Linked DNA regions of Mus musculus: region 1 is linked to region 2. Evidence: chromatin contacts called from ENCODE Hi-C or POLR2A ChIA-PET data. All regions are on one chromosome and are shown on one strand. The core of a region is the stretch at or near the end of the contact, and the rest is flanking DNA. Distances in the headings are between cores, read along the strand shown. Region 1 holds the start of Shisal2b (shisa like 2B). Region 2 holds the start of Cwc27 (CWC27 spliceosome-associated protein).

Region 1 (6,211 bases), core at 3,178-5,677, 47 kb before region 2:
TCCACAGATCTGGGACCACAAAGCAATGTCCAAACCAATGGTTCCATGTTCTGTTGGTGTTTTTAGTGGGATTTGGGGACTAAACCTAGAGCACTACATTGTGTTAGGCAGACAGTCCACCATTAACTTATACTCCAGGGTATTTTTAAAAAACATAATGTTTGTTTGTTTGTTTGTTTGTTTGTTTGGGGTGTATGTGTGTGTGTGTTGTATATGGATGTATCTGGGTATCTATATGATAAGGTAGTGGTGGGTGTGCTGTGGTACATGTATGAAGGTCATAGAACAATTTTGTAGAACACTTTTTTTTCCGCCTTTACAGGAGACCTGGGCATTGAATGTAGCTAATTAGGTTTGTACAGCAAGTGTTTTTTACCCTCTTCCAACCCTTCTTTCACCTTAAAAAAAAACAAAAAAAAAACTTTTTTTATTTTGAGACACAGTCTTGATAAATTGTTCAGGCAAGTAATGAGCTTTCAATCTTTCTACCCTGGCTCCCACGGTAGTTCTGTGATTGCAGGCTTGGAACATCAGGCCAAGTTAGCATTTTCTTTTAAAATGTTTTCTTATGTATTACATTATTTGTTATGTATATTATTAATTATTATTGTTGTTATAAAACAGAATGATCAAGGCAACTTATAAAAGAGAGCGTTCAGTTGGCCTTGTGGTTCCTGAGTCCACAGCGGCAGAGCAAAAGAGCAGCAGCAGGAGCAGCTGAGAACCCACATCTTGGTCACGAGCGGGGGGGGGGGGGGGGGGGGGGGAGGCAGAGATCATTATCAGGGAATGCTGTGGCCTCTTAGAATCTTAAGTGAATCCCCAGGAACCCTTCTCCAACAAGGCTGCAGGCTGCTCTTCCTAATCTTTCCTATACAGTCACCAACTAGGGACCAAGTTTTCAATGTCTAAGACTTAGGGGTGGGGGCAGGGGGTGCATTTCATTCAAACCACCACGGATGCCACCACCACCTTCCCCTCTTCCTCCTCCTCCTCCTCATCATCATCAATGGTGGTGGTGTTTGGTACTGAGCCAAGACCTTTTGGGGCTAGACAATCACTTTACTACCAACTACTACCAACTATATCCATGGCCCTCTCTAGTTTGGGGTAGGGTCTTGAGCCTATGTATCTCAGGCAGCCTTGAAATCATGATCCTTAGTGCTAGAAGTGTAGACTCAGGTTGCTATGTCCAGTTGGTATTATTCTAAGCTGGTTTGAAGGCATGGTCTTGACACTGCCACTGAATCCTGTGTGTTAAAAAGCTGCTCTCTTGGCTTAAACTTTGGCTAATCCCTGCTGGCTAGAGTCTGGCAGCTGAGTGTTTTGTATTTTGTCTGTGTCTCAGGGACATGTGGGCGACGGTTGTTCCTGTGGAGCTCGTGTTAATGAGAATCTCCTGACCAATTCTGCTCTTCTCTCTTCTCCTTCTGGACTGAACATTCGTTGTCAGAGAGTTTATGCCAGAATGCTGTGTCATCCAAGAATGGGCTCTGGCAGTGTACACTCTCCTCATGCCATCGTGAAGGGCCCCACACTCTGTCCCCACACAATGCTCCATCTTATACTGAGCAAGCAGCCACATGTCAGCAGCTTGTGTGGTCTAACATTCCCTTCTTCAATGGAGCATGCCCATTGATCAAGGAGCATGTGATGGTTTGTATATGCTTAGCTCAGGGAGTGGCACTACTAGGAAGTGTGGCCTTGTTGGAGTAGGTGTGTCACTGTGGGTGTGGGCTTTAAGACCCTCATCCTAGCTGCCTGGAAGGAAGTCTTCTCCTAGCAGATTTCGGATGAAGATGTAGAAATCTCAGCTCCTCCTGCACCATGCCTGGATGCTGCCATGTTCCCATCTTGATGATAATGGACTGAACCTCTGAACCTGTAAGCCAGTCCCAATTAAATATTGTCCTTATAAGACTTGCCTTGGTCATGGTGTCTGTTCACAGCAGTAAAACCCTAACTAAGACAGCATTATTTTGTAATTTCAACACTCTCTCCTCTGGCTTTCCCCTGAAAACGTCCTGTGTGAGGCAGAAACGTTTTTATTGCAGCAACAGTGACCAGCTACTCATCAATGGAGCATTCTGGGAGTCCTTACTAATTGACTATGTTGTGTGAACATTATAGAGTGTATTTACACAAACTAAGGTTGTTATAATGTCATTAGGCAATAAAACTGCATGGGTGTCCCCCTGCCTCCTGTATATGTGGTTCATCATTGATTGCCATGTTGTTGTGTGGTGCCTGTCTGTAGTAGAAACCAATGTGAGGGTGTGGATGCGACTCAATGGGTAAAGTGTTTGCCTAGCATTCAGGAAGCTCTACATTCGATTCCCAGCATTAGATATCTATGCAAATAATACTAGATATGTATACAAATGGCATAGCAGTGCATGCCTGCCATCCCAACACTGGAGGGGGGGAGGTGAAGACAGGAGTTATCAGAAGGCCGAGGTTACCTTTGACAACATAGTAAGTTCAAGGCCCACTGAATCCAGTCTCGAAAATAAAATTATTTAAAGGCACATTTACTGGAAAGGGACATTTGCTCTTGAGTTCAGGGATCTCAAAAGAATGAAGGTGCAAGAAAGAGCTCAAACAAAAATCCACAAAGCCCTCAACATTTAGTCAAACCCTTGTTTGTTACTCCTCTCTGCCTCATTTTTCTCTTTTTTTGCCCACTACTTTCTTTTGCCTTCCTGTGCATGTGATAGAATTGTATTCCTATGAGAGAGACCAAGCCCAGACCTAACTAAATTGGGTCCAATCTCTGGCTGAGTCTGTGGAATGCTAGAAACCAGATTGAATTCCCAGCTCTAGACAAAAAAAAAGAAACAAAACCCACGACACAATGGGTCCTGGCCGTAGATATGGCGCACTGCAGGATGTGGCGTCTAAGTGGAAACAGGTGAAGGAAGCCTTGTGAGGCTCCTCCTACCCACCCTCCTCCGCCCTGTGACAAATGTAGCTGCTGAGCAGCATGGGTGAGATTCAGGTGGAGTCTGGTTGGTTCTGAGTTGAGAATGTGACGCTGAGAATCCAGGAAGCCATGGGGGGTATCAGAACATGGTTCCAGAGAGGAGAGAATTGGGTGAGAGGACAAATGACCTATAGTCTAGCTTCGAAGGTACAAGAATGTTCAGCTTAGTACTGATCTGTATACATAGGGGAGGAAGCTGTCTGAGGCTGGGGAAAGAAACATTGAAAAGAGTAGAGAGAATGGTCTTTAAAGTTCCTGCTTCTACGCTTTTTGGCTAAGATCAAGTAAAAAGTTCCGACAGATCTGGAGGTGGTGGGGTCTGCTGCCACTGGTAAACTGCGATTCTGAATGCATGGAGTAGAATATTCAGAAAGCATTGGTTTCTGTAGGGAAAAATGTAGTCCCCAGGCCCATGCTGGCCCCGCCTAACAAGGTTTAAAAACAAATTGGAAAGAATCAAACTGCTTCCAAGTAGCTGTGTCCCAGAGCATGGCTGGGAAATATTTATAAGACTAGAAAAATATCCAGCACACAAGTTCATGATGTCTGCCTTCCAATCAAGCCCCTGGCCAAAGGAAGGAAGCAGAATTTGAAAATGAACAGGTGGGTATGGGGGACTTTTGGTATAGCATTGGAAATGTAAATGAGCTAAATACCTAATAAAAAATGGAAAGAAAAAAAAAAAGAAAAGAAAATGAACAGTGCTCTGCCCTGGAAATTCTGCAGGCACTAGCTTCCAGTGAAAGCTATTGTTATTTTTGTTCTTATCCTCCCCCCCCCCCCCGCAGTATTGTTTGACTTGCTACAACAAGGACACATCGCTAATGTTATTTCAAAAGACTGGACAAATCGCTTAGGAAAATGAGAATCAACGGAAAAAGTGGTTTCTGCACTTCAGAAGTGACCGAAAGTCTTCCCCTTTCTGCTTCACTTTCTGGAAGCTTCTCACTTTCTTTTCCACCATCTCTTGCCTTTCCTCCCTTTTCCATGTAGTTTAGGTGAACATGGGGGTGCCACTGTATGTTTTTTTAAAACACCCACAGTTAATTTTTCTAAGAGAATGTTGTTACCTGACTTTGAACACCCTGTACTCTCACTAAAGCTAATCAGAGGCCCTTTTACTAGCCTGCTCCCCAACCTGGATTAGTAGTCCACCCAGGTAAAGCCTTTGCAAGCCAGACCCCATTTGCCATGTCACTGGGCAAACAAAGTGCCATGACACTTTGGCTGTACCTGTGTAAACTGCACCCAAGCCCACCTCTGCTGTTCCCTCTACAGAGATCCTTCTGATGTGAAGACTGCTACAGGTTGTGATGAAGAGAATGAAACTGGAAGGGAGTCCGTAGAGAGCAAAGAAAACAGTCGGAGTTCCGGAGAGGGAGAAGAGGCAGAGGGCTGGGCCATCAGAGAAAGGGACCACTCAGAGACCAGACCCAGCGGTGAGAGCAGAGAGCTCCGGCACCTCGTGGACAGCGGGAGGTAGAGCGGAGAGGGCTCAGAGGCTGAGTGCCAGGCACTTGGACCCCAAATCGCAGGAGGCGCCCAGGGTTGCCTGGGCTTGGGACGAGCGCAGTCCGAGCACACATCGCACGCACCTCGGGATCCTGAGCACGGCCGCCGGCGATGAGCCAGAGCAGCCGCCTGTGCTCGGGCTACTACAGCCTCAACCGCAGCTTCGTGGAGCCTTTCCAGTGCCCGCAGCGCGGCGATGGGGCCGCGCTGCTCTATTGCTGCGGCTTCGCAGACCTCAAGTACTGCTGCAGCGAGCCGGGCAGCTACTTCCCCTACAAGCACAGCTACATGTGGAGCCTCAGGTGGGCAGGGCAAGGCAGGGCAGGGCAGGGCAGGGCAGGGCAGGGCAGGGCAGGGCAGGGCTGGGCAGGGCTGGGCAGGGCAACCTCCTTCTAGACCCGGGAAAGTGACCAGTGAAAGACACAAAGCTGGAATCAGGGAAGTCTAGCTCCGGCTGGGTTCAGGTCCTCGTGCCAAGGCGCCAGATTTCTGAATGGTTTCTGCAGAGAACCCTGGAGACAAATGAGAACCCTGTATATATCCCAGGCTACCCCAGGGACCACTGCTTGTGAGATGAGCTGGAAACTCTACTAACAAGACTGGAGGTTTTAATTCCTCTTCAGGTATTTGTTGATATGGTACATTTGAATGGAAAGGACGCTTCTTTGGAACCCAGGTTGAGGTATTGGACCAATGGAGTACTTAGAGTCACTGGGCAGCTGGGGTCTCTCTCTCTCTCTCTCTCTCTCTCTCTCTCTCTCTCCCTCTCTCTCTCTCTGTGTGTGTGTGTGTGTGTGTTTGTGTGTTGGCTTGAGTAGGTGCTACATACAACTAGGCTTTACAACTTGCTCTTCTCAGCGGTTCGGACACTGACACTGCACAACCAGACTGAAGGGTCGAGCACGGAAGGAAGAGCTTGAGTTACTCTGCTTACACACAGTGTGTCCTTTCTAGACACCCTTCCCTCGCACCTGAACCATTTGACCATGGCTTGACGTCTGGTCACTTTTCAAAGACAAGCCTTTCTTGATTCTTTTTCCTACATTGTACCCCCACCCCCACCCCCCGCTTATTTCTGTTCAGACTTTATGCTTGTTTTCACATTGAAATGCTCCCTCTAGAAGACTGCAAACTTAGAAACTTTAAATTTGATTCTTTTCTTTTGTGTACAGAATGAATGGAATCTTAATATTATAGGAAAGAACTTAAACTCCTAACATAAATTGTGTGTGTGAGCGTGTGTGAGGGTGTGTGTGTGTGTGTGTGTGTGAGAGAGAGAGAGAGAGAGAGAGAGAGAGAGAGAGAGAGAGAGTGTGTGTGTGTGTGTAGAGGAGGGGGAGGCAGGGAGAGAGAGAATTAGCTAGCATGAGTTACTATCACATCACTTTCTCATTACAATCGAGAACTAGACACACATGTCAGATCAATAGCAAACAAAGTAGGACAAAGTTGGCAGAACATTATGTCAACTTATTTTGTCCTCAATAGATTATTTGGGGGAAGAAAGTGATGGACTGTCCTGTTATCTGGGCTTTTCTAGACACGCTCAGACAGTCATTCATCTGTGAGTGCTTGAAAGTGTTGATGAGGGTAGAATTAGTGCCAACTGAGCCTGGCAATGCCCAAATCAAACTCTATTGAAAATGGTGCCCAAGATCTTCAGATCTCTAGATGCCACAGTGACAAGCAGAAAGGGCCATTGAACATTCCTGAGGT
Region 2 (5,879 bases), core at 600-3,099:
AGCTTGGATAATCTCCATTAGCTTTTGTAATAGGCAAGTTACTTGATTTCTCCGTCTGTGAAGTGAGACTAACAACAGCTATCTCATAGCAGTGGTTATTAAAGGGAGGAAAAAAATATACAATGTTTGACATAGTATCAGATACATGGGTTACATAGTAAAAGTTAGATACTTTGAATTATCGCTTTAGTTAATTTCTCTTTTCTCTCAGGTTAGCTGATCGTTAGCCACGGCAGGGCTCTTTCATTCCCTCTTTTAGTTCCTCTTCCTTTCTGTATCTGCTCCCTCTCCCTGCAGGTCCCCTGCACTCTCACCTTTCTTTAGCTTTCATCTGGAACATCCTTTTGTACACTCTGGATCCTGTTAGGTGTCCTGTTTTTGCTCGCCCCAGCGTTAGTTCTACTTTCTGTAAATCCCCCCCCCCCCGAATTCTAGGAGAGCAAGGGTTTCTACCATGCTGACTGCCACACACTCAATAAATGTAGTCACCTCTCTTTTCACAGCTCCTGGAGTGCTCCTCTGCAGAAGTTAGGAAGCAGCCCCACCCCGCAACAGTAATCTCTAGAATAAAGTTCAGAAAAGGCTGCCACGGAACAAAGACAGGGGTCAAACAGTAGCGGGAAGGGGCAGTGTTAAGCAAAGTTGGGGCTTCACAAATAGTTTGAGGGTCTTTCCTACAGTACTATGCACTGTGAATCTCCGAGATGCGAGGCGGGTATATCTCTTAAAAACACCTGCTTGATAATAGGGTTTTACAGAAACACATTCTGACAAAGTCGGCTTGGGGAAGTTCTTAGCGGCTCCCCAGTAAACTGGAGCAACAAAAACATCCCCGGAGCTCAGTTTGCCGTTTCTAGGTTAGAAACCTCTGAACACAAAAGTGGAACCTACAAAGAATCTTAGATCTAATTCGAGAAAGCACTGTCTTGAAACTGATAGGGAAACTGAGGCCCGGAAGGGCACAGCAGCGGGCCTGCAGCCACATAGAAATTACAGGCTGGAAGTGCTAGAACAAGCCTCAGGTGCTCTTCTTGGCGACTTTCAGTATAATGTGTATAGCCACCTGGATTCGGCAAAATGCTCACATTTCGAATTTTATTTTGAAATCGTGTGAAAGTTACAGTCTTCTGGGCAAGTTGTCCCCTTAGGCCTACAGTTCTCATTGTCACCAAGTCCCTTGTCCCTCTTACAATACACTTTCCCTCTAATCCTGTGCAGTTTGGGCTTGTCCAAGAATGACAGAGATGATCTTTCCCTATCTTTCTCACCCCGCTTTGAACTTGTAGTATAAGCTTTTTCATGTAAGCCGACCAAATCTAAATTTTTAGGCCTTCGCCTGATTCCCCAAGTGCTCGCTGCCACCCACCCCCGTGCTCTGGGCTTCCCTGCTCGTCTCATTCCTCTGGAGTGAGAGAGCCCTGCGGTTGACCTTCACCTGGGACTGCCATGATGCAAGGTGAGTGGGATCGTCGGAGTCCTGGGCTTTCGAGATCACGTTAGGTTCAGGTCCGTTGCGAGGACAGCGCATTCCCAAAGGGATCTCTCCCACCCGGCCACTACAACTTCACCGGGCAGGGGAAGGCCCGATGCACATCTAGGGTTGGCGGAACTAAGTGGCTGTGGATGCAGTTTCCAGGGGTGTCCTACCGCGGAGCACACGCGGTCGGAACCATTTCGGCCCGCTTCGGGAGGTGAGTGCTATCTGCAATCGCCTGACCTGGACGCAGCCCCGGGATTTACGGATTGGCCCTTTAGCTCGTATTATAAACCTCGCTACAAATTCTCTAAAGTTGTAGAGGTCCTATAGTCTTTTCTAGTTTCCTGAAGGACAGGGAAGTCCCCCCTCCCGGGGTTAGCGGTGCTCCGGTCCGGGAGCAACATGGCGGCGTCCATGATGGGCTAGTTTGGGGAGTAACTAGTGATTAGTACGGCTGTCTTGTCCGACTCTGACCGAGTGAAGTTTTCCCCCAAATACTCAGGTTAAAGAATTGTGTGCTAACAGGTGGGCCTCGCCGGAGACCCGCCATTCGCTTGCGGCCACACTAAGGAGCGGAGTCCTGAGCACTGAGCAAGATGAGTAACATCTACATCCAGGAGCCGCCCACTAATGGGAAGGTGAGAGCCTTACCTCCTGGACACGGTGACTGGGGGCGGGCAGGGAGGGGCAGCTATCGGGGATTTTAGAGGTGGAAAGACCAAAGGACTCTTCTCCACACCCTGCATATGGCCAGTGTTGCATTTATATTCTTTACGGTGACGTGTCTCAGCATATTTTTGAAAGAGTTCTTGGGCAACCTCCCTATTCGCTAGTCTTCTGACCCCTTAACTTCCTTGATCCAACTCACGTGAGCGCCTTCTAGTGTCTATTGTTTTTAAGACTTATCTCAAGATTGTACACTTTTGCTTGTTGTTTAACTTGGAGATCGTGCATTCTCTACAGTCATTATTGAAGGCCTCTTTGGCACCACGCACTCTACTAGGTGCTGATGATACAAAGGTTGGTATTCTACCTTTATATGTGTGTCTGTATTATAGACACACACACACACACACACACACACACACACACACACACGTATATATATACTAATTCCCTATCTCAGGATTACAGACGTGCATGAACACACCTGCCTTTGCTTGGGAGGTATTGAAGAAGAGATTATATTGCCATGACAGTGATGGAGGGAAAACAGGAAATGATGGGGAAAACATCTTGGAGGAGATATCTTTTGAGATAATTGTCAGTTAGAAGCAGGGGAGGAGTGAGGAATGTTATTTCATAGGAATGGGAGTAGATTCCCTGATAGATTTCATGCTGAGCTATATATTTCTAGAGGACAATATTAATTTTAATGAATAAATGCGTGTAGAGATGAAATAGACTGACCATTCCACAATGCAGAACCTTCACGCTTCATTTCTCTAGTTTGCTATTTTACCTGTTCAAATGTAACAAAGAAGCCTATCAAATAGCAGATCTCAGTGATGCCCTGGGTCTCAGCAATTACCCAGTATTTAACAGTATCTTACCTTGGTTTCTTTCCTATATAGAATGCAAACACTATAGAGTTGAAGATGAGCATCTAGAGCAGTGGTTCTCAACCTGTGGCTCATGACCCCTTGGGTTGAATAACCCATTTACAGGGGTCGAATATCAGATACCCCGCATATTAGATATTTATATTAGGATTCATAACAGCAAGATTACAGTTATAAAATAGCTGGAAATAGTTTTACGGTTGAGGGTAAATACAACATGAGGAACTGTATTACAGGGTCACAGGATTAGGAAGGTTGAGAACCACTGGCCTAGAACATTGCTTTACGTAGAGTTCGTACACTACGAAAGAATAGCTAGGCACATGACTTAATGCTGTTTCTTTAGCTTCTGAGAGGTATTAAGCATAGGTGAGGGTGGAGTTAAACTGTTATTCCTCATGGGCACATTTAGTTGTTTGACTCTAATGACTTCTTTTTTAAGAACTAAAACAGGGTTTCATATGAGTCCTTAGCTGTGCTGGAAACAGTTGTTTACTGTAGGAAATGATTTGATATATCCACAGAGTAAAAGCACTTCTGAACAGGAGCTCATTCATACAACAAGTATTTTTAAAACTTTGTGTGTGTGTGTGTGTGTGTGTGTGTGTGTGTATGTGTGTCTATGTCTGTTTGTGTCTGTGTCTTGTTCCATGCTGGTCCCACTGCACACATTCGAAGGTTCAGAGAATAACTTTAGTTGATGGCCCTTATCTTCTCTCAGCTTAATTAAAGGCAGCGTCTTTTTGTTGTGTGATGCTGCCTGTGCCAGCCTCGCTGGCTTGTGAGCTTCTGGAGAACCTCTTGTCTCCTTGGCTCACCATAGAGCACTGGGATTAAAGACACATGTTACAGAACTCACATTTTAAAAAAGAATGAAAGAAAAAAGAAATCACACAAAGTCCAGGTACTTGTCGGTAATTTTTTAATGTTATGATCTAAGTTTTAATTGTTAGTTACATGGTACCTAGATTAACTAAGCCTGCTTTCACAAATGTCATTTTAAAGATAGCAGTAATAATGTAGAAACTTGGCCAGGAGTAGTGGTGCTTATCTTAATCACAGCATCTGGCAGGCAGAGACAGGTAGATCTCTGAGTACAGGGCCACCCTGGTCTACAAAGCAAGTTCCAGGGCAGCCAGGATTATACAAAGAAACCCTGTTTTGAAAACAAACAAATGTAACAACTTGGTAGGTGTGGCCATACACTCCTTTAATACCAGTACTCCAAGGCAGAGGAAGATGGATCTCTGTGTGTTCAAGGTCAGGCTGGTCTACAAAGCCCCATTGAGACCCTGTTTCAAAAAAAACAAACAAACAAACAAACAAACAAAAATACCAACCAAAAAATCAAAAAACCAAACCAAAACAAACAACAACAACAACAACAAAAAACAATGTAAGAAAAAAAAAATGGTAGCATTGAAGCATAGAAAGCGTGAGAAATCTGTCAAGTCGAAGTTAGGAAGGTTGTTGGGAATACATGTTTCCATTTATTATTGGTAAAATGAGCTTTGTATTAAATATTTGTTCTGTCTTGAAATATTTGTCATTAAGATTATAAAGCCATTGTTTATGCTCTACTGAGGTTTTACAACCATTTTAAGCCTAAATATACAGAACTGGAAGACAGACCTCTCTAATTTCAATGAAAACATATTTGGTGAAAGAAATCTGATACAAAGGGGCACTTTTTTTTGTTTTGTTTTTTTCTGGTTTTTTCGAGACAGGGTTTCTTGTATCCCCTGGCTGTCTTGGAACTCACTCTGTAGACCAGGCTGGCCTTGAACTCAGAAATCCGCCTGCCTCTGTCTCCCAAGTCCTGGGGTTAAAGGCGTGCACCACAACACCTGGCTAAAGGGGCACATTTTGTATGATTCCATTCATATGAAATGTTCAGATGGCAATGTCCACACAGACAGAAAAGAAATTAGTAGTTGCCAAAGGTGAGGATAGCAGGAGTAGAGGGACTGAAATGGGTCAAGGCTTTATTATAGGGAAATGAGATGTTTTGGAAATAGTGGCAGTGGCTGCCAAATTCTAAAATCCAGGGAACTCTTTAACAGGGTGACATTGATATGTAGATTATATCTCAATAAGTATTATTTACATATAGATTATATCTCAATAAATATTGCTATGTTTTTATAAAATTAAAATCAGAACTACTTCTAAATATGGTCTTTGTAACTTCACAAAATTTTTTAAAAGGTTGCTAAGAAGAAAAGCCTAAGTCCCCCCTAATAGTAAAATGTGTTTTATTTCAAGCATATAAGGAAGGGACAGTGAAGTAGGTCAGCACTTATGGAAAGTCAAGAAATAGTGCTCAGTATCATTTCAGGTTCATTCCAGCTTCAGTTTCACCCACAAAAAGTAAACAAATAAAAACAATTAAATAAAAAAATGTAATAAAGGAAGAGAAATGAAGTCAGGATCTCACTATGTAGCCTTACCTGACTTGCTCCGCAGACCATGCAGGCCATACAGAGAGATGTGCCTGCCTCTGCCCCCTGAGTGTTAGCACTAAAGGTGCATACTACCATACTTAGATTTTTCATACTTCTTTATAGGTTAATGAAACTGTTAAAAAAAAAAACTACCATAATGTAGATATTTTCGCTTCTCTCATTTTCATAATTCTTGCAGAGTGGTTGTAAAAGATCTGTGTGTTCCCCAAAAATGTCCCTAAAGATGCAATGCATTCATTAGTGTTGCATAATTTATAATAGCCTTTCCTAGGCTTCTGAAATACAGTAGCAAAAATGTACAAGCTGGTGGGAGACAAGAGGGAGTTACCCCTCTCATCTTGCTGTTGTTGAAAAGCATTCTCACTGGGCAATGAT

Evidence for each region. Hi-C counts contacts between places; a loop is a spot of excess contacts on that map. ChIA-PET counts read pairs that join two places held with the same protein, here RNA polymerase II (POLR2A).
Region 1: a map of T-helper 1 cell shows a loop between it and region 2 (2.4-fold over the local background). The contact joins the promoter of Shisal2b here to the promoter of Cwc27 in region 2. A Hi-C loop is called at or near these places in 1 of 37 maps with a recorded cell type or tissue (T-helper 1 cell). POLR2A ChIA-PET finds 5 or more read pairs at or near these places in 3 of 5 experiments (Patski and embryonic stem cell).

What each region holds. Positions count from the first base shown.
Region 1 is chr13:104,862,109-104,868,319 of GRCm38, reverse strand. It overlaps Shisal2b (shisa like 2B), which reads left to right and starts at 4,427. Exons shown (of 3, transcript NM_029984.1): 1 at 4,427-4,797. The coding sequence starts at 4,607.
Region 2 is chr13:104,812,923-104,818,801 of GRCm38, reverse strand. It overlaps Cwc27 (CWC27 spliceosome-associated protein), which reads left to right and starts at 1,849. Exons shown (of 14, transcript NM_026072.1): 1 at 1,849-2,115. The coding sequence starts at 2,074. It overlaps Srek1ip1 (splicing regulatory glutamine/lysine-rich protein 1interacting protein 1), which reads right to left and starts at 1,632. Exons shown (of 5, transcript NM_026075.3): 1 at 1,436-1,632. The coding sequence starts at 1,448.